Linked DNA regions of Homo sapiens: all the other regions are linked to region 1. A link is an interaction called in ENCODE POLR2A ChIA-PET data of the cell type or tissue named here. Cell type or tissue: Panc1. All regions are shown on one strand.

Region 1 (2,500 bases):
AGCTGCCCCCAATTCAGAATATTAAATTAAGCATACCTTGCTTTGTATAGCTTGTTTTACATCTTACAATATACTTTCACACACATTTAAGTAAATTAACTTTTTTATTTTTTTGAGACAGAGTCTTGCTTTGTCATCTAGTCTGGAGTGCAGTGGCGTGATCTCGGCTCACTGCAACCTCTGCCTCCTGGGTTCAACCAATTCTCCTGCCTCAGCCTCCTGAGTAGCTGGGATTACAGGTGCCCGCCATTGCGCCCAGCTAATTTTGTATTTTTGGTAGAGACAGGGTTTCCCCATGTTGGCCAGACTGGTCTTGAACTCCTGACCTCGTGATCCACCCCAACTCGGCCTCCCAAAGTGCTGGGATTACAGGCATGAGCCACCGCGCCCAGCTAATTTTGTGTTTTTAGTAGAGACAGAGTTTCACTATGTCGGTCAGGCTGGTCTGGAACTCCTGACCTCAGGTGATCCACCCGCCTCGGCCTCCCAAAGTTCTGGCATTACAGGCATGAGCCACGGCGCCCAGTAGCTTTTCTGTTTAGTAGAGAAATGTTGGATTTGATAAATGAGGATGGAAGACAAGAAAAGAATGAAGTAGAGGCACAGGAGGAAGCCATGTGGTGAGACAGCACAATGAATGTTGACTTTCTGGTTCTGAGAGTCTTGTGTTCTGCTATTTGTTAGCAGCACGCTGGGCAACATAGCCCTACTGTTAGCTCATATGGTGGTTTTGGATGAAGTAGAAAAGGATGTCGCTGGGCACGGTGGCTCATGCCTGCAATCTCAGCACTTTGGGAGGCCAAGGCGGATTGCCTGAGCTCAGGAGTTCAAAACCACCCTGGGCAACATGGTGAAACTCCATTTCTACTAAAAATACAAATAATAATAATAATAATACCAGGGTATGGTGGAGCGCTCCTGTAATCCCAGCTACTTGGGAGGCTGAGGTGAGAGAATCGCTTGAGCCCGACAGGCCGAGGTTGCAGTGAGCCAAGATCGCACCACTGTACTCTGGCCTGGGAGACAGAACGAGACTCCATCTCAAGAAAAGAAAAAGAAGATGCCCCTTTCTTTTTTCTTTGTAGAGATGGCAGTGGGGGTGCTGGGTCTCACTGCATTGCCAAGGCTGGTCTTGAAATTCTGGGCTGAAGCAATCCTCACAGCTAGGCCTTCCAAAGTGCTGGGACTACAGGCACGCACCACTGCGCCTGGCCAGGTGCCTCTTTCTTAAGATATTTTACTGCCATCTGTTGGAAAACTGTCGTCAACCATATAAATTAATAATGAGTACAATGATGGTGTCTCATGGTACCATGTACACAAATATGAGCAGCAGCTCTGCCTGTCAGCTGCAGGGCCCCTGGGGCCAGGTTACATATGCTGATAACTCACAACTTGAGTTTAGCAAACCTTGAGGGTGGCAGGCAGGAGTTGAGCCAGCAGGCCAAGGAGTGGCCCAGCTATATCACCCCAGGGTCCCAGCCTCAAAGGTGGTCAGTTGAGTTGCTTCTCACTTTATTGTCTTGCCCATGGCAGCCCAGGTAGGTTGTTTTGGTGGGGGCTTTTGGCAGTTCCAACGTTTGTCAAAACCTACTACATGGGAGTGGTGTTTTTTCTAGGTGAAGTTTGTATAGGCTTACCAAAAAAAAAATCTATGTATTTTACATTTCACGGGAATTATATTACCTTTTATGGTCCACATATCTGTATTAATTACAAGATCTGGGACCAGGAGCAGTGGCTCACACCTGTAATTCCAGCGCTTTGGGAGGTCAAGGCAAGCAGATTGCTAGAGGCCCAAAGTTACAGACCAGCCTGACCAACATAGCAAAACCCCGTCTCCACTAAAAATTTAAAAATTAGGCCAGGCGTGGTGGCTCATGTGTGTAATCCCAGCACCTTGGGAGGCCAAGGTGGGTGGATCACCTGAGGTCAGGAGTTTGAGACCAGCCTGGCCAACATGGCAAAACCCTGTGTCTACTAAAAATACAAAAATTAGCTGGGTGTGGTGGCATGCACATGTAATCCCAGCTACTCGGGAGGCCGAGACAGGAGAATTGCTCAAACCCCGGAAGCAAAGGTTGTAGTGAGCGAAGATCCCGCCACTGCACTCCAGCCTGGGCGACAGAGCAAGATTCCCTCTCAAAAAAAAAAAAAAAAAAAAAAAAAAAAGGCCGGGCATGGTGGCTCACTCCTGTAATCCCAGCACTTTGGGAGGCCTAGGTGGGTGGATAACAAGGTCAGGAGTTCGAGACCAGCCTGACCAACATGGTGAAACCCCCGTCTCTACTAAAAATACAAAAATTAGCTGGTCGTGGTGGCGAGCACCTGTAATCCCAGTTATTCAGGAGGCTGAGGCAGGGTAATCGCTTGAACCCAGGAGACGGAGGTTACAGTGAACCAAGATCATGCCACTGCACTCCAGCCTGGGTGACAGAGCGAGACTCCATCTCAAAAAAAAAAAAATTAGCTGGGCGTGGTGGCGGGCGCCTGTAATCCC
Region 2 (2,500 bases), 440 kb after region 1:
TGTCAAGGAAGTAATGAGTCAGCACCGGGGACCTACTATGTGCCGTTCACAACTTGATACTTTCGTGAACGGATTGTCTCAGAGAGGAGGAAATCATGACTCAGAGAAATTATGTAAATCACTGAAGATCCAGGATTTGAACTTTGGTTCATTTGATTGCAGATTTCTTTCTACTACTTTGTGATGCCGCCTTGTGCTGAAATCGTGGAGAATGGGGGATACTCTGGATTGAACTGGGGAACTCATGGTATCCAGCTAACTGGCCTGAAAACCCAAGTACCCTTGATCTGGAGGTGTTTGGGGAGAGGAAGAATGATGGTTAGAATAGAGGAATCGAGGAGAGAGACATCAGGAGTTGCTCAGACTGTTTCCGTTTCATGGAAAGGGAATTTTGTGCCATGTCATGTAGTCCATGGTGGTGGTTCGGAAGAAGTGGGTCCTGAATTCATCTGCTACCAGTTACCCAATGAAGGAAAATGGGAGAAATGTGGCATATGGGATTTTACAAAACACGTTTTTCTTTTATTTTGAGACATGGCCTTACTCTGTCACCTAGGCTGGAGTGCAGTGGTACAGTCATAACTCACTGCAGCCTCGACCGCCCAGGCTCAAGCAATCCTCCTGCCTCAGCCTCCTGAGTAGCTGGGAATACAGGTGTGTGCCACCATGCCTGGATAGTTTTTTAAATATTTAGATTTTTTTTGTAGAGATGAGGTCCCACTATGCTGCTCAGGCTGGTCTCGAACTCCTGAGCTCAAGCGATCCTCCAAGCTTGGTCTCCCAGAGTGCTGGGATTACAGGCGTGAGGCACCTGGCTTCACAAAAACACACGTTTTGTTTGTTTGTTTGTTTGTTTCTTAATTTGGACCAATATAGGAAAAATTTTAAATTTTTTTTTTAGGCAAAGGGACTAAAAACAAAAACCTCAAATCTATTATCATCTTCACAACATATAAGAAGAGACATTTGCAAATCAAAATAATAAATAAATTAAAAACAAGTCAAGAAAATGGGCTAATAAGACAGCAAAGAAAGAACCTTCCACTTGTCTATTATATAGTTAGGTTAGATTTAAGATGTTTGAATCATGGAAAATGACAGCGTAAGTTTCTTGATATTTGTCAGTTTGGGAATTTTTATTTAGTAGTGCAACATTAAGAGAAGTTTGACTGTCCAGCTTGTTTCATGCCTTTTTCTTTTAAAATCACAGTTACTGTTGGGAGTCCATTTTGACAGATTTTGATGAAAACAGTATCAACAAGCATTGTAATTTCACTCAATATGGAATATTCTGGTGGATGGCAAAAGGGGAGTGAGAACAGTTCTTAGGCTTTCAGTTCCGTGGCCAGGCCAGGAAGAAAGCAGGAGTAGCAGCTCCTGTGTGTGACTGGTGAGGGCTGCAGGAAGGGGCTGCAAGGACCTGTCTGCCAGTGCTTCCTATGTGGGGTGGGGCTGGATACTGCACAGCACCCTTCCTGCCCAATATGGAACGGGTAGGAGTCTTACTTGAGAGGGATGCTGTGGATGGTAAAAACTTTCATCTTGGCCGGGACTGATATTTAGGAGAGCCCCTCTTGTAAAGGAATTATCCTGTTTGGTTCTCCAAAAAGAGATCTACAGGAGAAGGCACAGACAAAGGCCCCATTGTTTTCTCCAGGGCAGCTGTTCATTGCGTTGGTGCTGGGAGGGGTGTGGGAAGCTTGCCCGACTCAGGCCTAGGTGCTCAGATGTGGGAGTGGTCCTGCCGTTCAGCCCTATTATTTTCTTCTGAGCCTTTCTTGTGGGGTCTTTTTGCAAACTGCATTTTCCTCCAAGCAGCAGAATCTTAGCTTCACCTTTTTTGTGGTCTTGGTGCCCTGGAATTTTGGTGAATGCTGAGTGCCTGGGAACAGAAAAGCCTGAAAGCACCTTGGGAACTCCCCAAGTCCCCTCTCTTTTGTCCAAGAGAATACCTACTTCTGCCTTTCCAGGGGCTGTGCTGGGGGAAGTGTGTGTGTTGGCCTCTCTGGAGAAGGGCATGCTGGCTTCCCTGGCCTGTTTACATTAGTCTCATTCTCGCTGCCCTTGATTACAAATGAGGCATTGGGCGGGGGATTTCCCTGCTTCCAGGGAGGTCACTCCTTCCTTTTGTCTGTGCTCTCAATTTTTCCACCTGGGGAAGAGCTGCCTTGAAAAAAAACCCCAAAACTCCCCTTAGCTTAACTCCTTGTCTCATAGACTGTCCAGTAAGTGGATCAGTTCATAATCAGGAAGCAATTCATCTGTCTCCTGAAATTCCCTTCCCCTGGGTTCTCTTAGTCCTTTTCTCATTCTCCTGTCTCTGCTGTAGTTATCAGCACTCCTTCCTAACAAAACAGTGTTCCCAACCCAGAGTCTGGTCTGCTCCTGGGTGCTTCTTGAGCTGAGGTGTTGATGCAAGGGTTCTGGACCTTAGGAATGTGTGTCCTGGCACTTTGAGTAGAATGGAAACCCTTTGAGGTTAAGAGCTCCAGGTTTTTTC
Region 3 (2,500 bases), 1.5 Mb before region 1:
AGTCTAGTCTCTGTTATAAAGGATTGGTTTGAAAGTGCATTAGTCTGTGCAGGCTGCTATAACAAAATACCATAAAACAGGTAGCTTTTAAGCTGCAGTAATTTAGTTTTGGCAGTTTTGGAGGCTGGAAAATCCAAAATAAAAACACCAACAGGCTGGGCGTGTGGCTCACACCTATATCCCAGCACTTTGGGAAGCTGAGGTGGGTGGATCACTTGAGGTCAAGAGTTGAGACCAGCCTGGCCAACATGGTGAAACCCCATCTCTACAAAAAATACAAAACAAATTAGCTGGGCATGGTGGTGGGCGCCTGTAATGCCAGCTGCTCAGGAGACTGAAGCAGGAGAATCGCTTGAACCTGGGAGGTAGAGGTTGCAGTGAGCCAAGATCATGCCACTGCACTCCAGCCTGGGCTACAGAGTGAGACTCCATCTCAAAGAAAAAAAAAAAAAAACACCAACAGATTCAGTGTCTGATGAGGGCCCTTGTTCTGATACATAAATTGTGCCTTCTTGATGTACCCTCACATGGCAGAAGGAGCAAACAAGCACCTCGGGCCTCTTTCATGAGATAATTAATCCCATTGATGAGGGTTCTGTCCTCAGGATTTAATTACCTCCCACTAAGGGCCCCCATTTCTTAATACAGTCAGCTTGGGGGTTAGAATTTCAACGTATGAATTTAGGGGAGACACAAGCTTTCAGACCGTAACAGAGAGGTGTTTTTCTTGTTTTTTTTGGTTTTTTTTTTTGTTTTTTTTAAGGCATATTCTCAGTTTGGGTGTGGTGGCGTGTACCTGTGGCCCTGGCTACTCAGAAGGCTGAGGAAGGAGGATCCCTTGAGCCTGAGAGTTTGAAGGTATAGTGAACTATGAACATGCCATTGCACTCCAACCTGAGCAACAGAGAAAGATGCTGTCTCTAAAAAAAATGATAAATGAAAAATAAAAATAATAGGCCACGTTTATTGTTACTTGTCAGTATTTATATTATTCCTTTGATCAAAAGGAACAGGCTTTTTAGGAGCAGGATTTGATGGGTGGAGTTAGGGGGAAGTTTTAAAATTCTCTTGATTGAAGCATGGTGTGACCACAATTGATTTATCAATTTCTGAACTTGGCCTTCTGGATCCATCTGTTCCTCACCCCCATCTCCCTCCCATGCCTATTTTTGTCCTTGGCTTTTAATCTTTCTCTTCCTCCTTCTCTTCTTGGTCTCGCTCTTGCTTACACTCTCTGCAATTTTTGCATAGCATAAAGGCACCCAGTGAAGGGTTTAAGATCTTCTGAAATCTACTGTACCATATCCACTAAACAAGCTTTGGGTATTGGTGAGTGAGTTTGCCCCAGTCTACAGGCTAGCAGAGGCCCTACCTGATTCCTGGCTTACTATTAGCCCACTGCCAATTTATACGTGTATAGTGACTCTCCAGCCTAGTGTGACACTTCCTGTTTTTGGTTCTTGGGTCGGGCAGATATCTAGCTCTGGTTTAATGTATTGTGGAGTTATCCTGGGGCATTTTTCTGATTGACTTGAGATCGTATGAGTGCTAGTATAGCATATAGGCTCTATAACCCATACTGCCTAGTCTCAAATCCCAACTCTGTCATGTACTCATTTCTCTGTGCCTCAGCTTCCTTGTCTGTAAAGAGAGAATAGTAATATCAACCATCTCCTGTGGTGGTGTATACATGTAAAACACTTAGAAAAGTATAAAAGATGGTAAGCACTTAGTGTTTATTGATTATGAGTTCACCCATGATCTTGTTGGAGAGAGACCCACGTCACTTCTACCACCCTAATAATTTAACAAATGTTTATTGAATGACCATAATGTATCACACACTATGCTGGGAAGAACATAGAGATGAAGCAAAAACTAATGCTAACTTCAATGAGCAACATTTGGTTTATAGATAGTAATGATGGCAAAGGAGTAGCTTTTTATTTAAATAATCATTTATAGGCCAGATGAGGTGGCTCACGTCTGTAATCCCAGCACTTTGGGATGTTGAAGTGAGGGGATTGCTTGAGCCCTGGAGTTCAAGACCAGGCTGGGCAATATCGCCAGACCCCATCTCTTAAAAAAAGTAGTTCTTTACTGTTGCCTCTATTGACTCTTGAATGCAAGAAAGAACATTTGCCCTTTGACTTCTAATATTATCTTATATTCTCTCTTCTTCAAAAGATCAGAAGCACATGCTGTAAACATCAATCATGATCATCTTTGTCTCCCTTATCAGATTGTCAAAATTATATCTTTTCCTATTTTCCTGCATACCTTATCTTTTTCCTAAATTCTCAGTTCTCCAAGTTCTCAGAAATCATAACTTCAGACCTTGAAATGATGACTCTGTTCCACCCCCATCCGGCTTTTATATGAAATACATGTGTATATATAGGTAAAGACGGAGTCTTGCTATGTTACCCAGGCTGGCCTCAAATTCCTGGGCTCAAGCCTTCCTCCAATCTTGGTATCCCTTTGAGTACAGGCGTGAGCC

Evidence for each region. Peaks named below come from ENCODE experiments on the same cell type or tissue, not always from the same donor. Only the 100,000 strongest peaks of a DNase experiment are listed, where the experiment ranks them.
Region 2: POLR2A ChIA-PET joins it to region 1 with 6 read pairs; 1 of 35 experiments calls an interaction of 5 or more read pairs at or near these places.
Region 3: POLR2A ChIA-PET joins it to region 1 with 6 read pairs; 1 of 35 experiments calls an interaction of 5 or more read pairs at or near these places.

The regions. Positions count from the first base shown.
Region 1 is chr11:9,275,536-9,278,035 of GRCh38, reverse strand. No RefSeq gene overlaps it. Among named protein-coding and RNA genes, the nearest start is that of TRL-CAA5-1, 1.5 kb to the right of the region's middle. In Panc1, no CTCF peak of the experiment used is centred here; a DNase peak (open chromatin) is centred at 1,243.
Region 2 is chr11:8,839,679-8,842,178 of GRCh38, reverse strand. It overlaps a transcript of DENND2B not described here. Among named protein-coding and RNA genes, the nearest start is that of DENND2B, 30 kb to the right of the region's middle. In Panc1, no CTCF peak of the experiment used is centred here; no DNase peak of the experiment used is centred here; H3K4me3 peaks cover 343 bases; H3K27ac peaks cover 1,967 bases.
Region 3 is chr11:10,824,008-10,826,507 of GRCh38, reverse strand. No RefSeq gene overlaps it. Among named protein-coding and RNA genes, the nearest start is that of EIF4G2, 16 kb to the right of the region's middle. In Panc1, no CTCF peak of the experiment used is centred here; no DNase peak of the experiment used is centred here.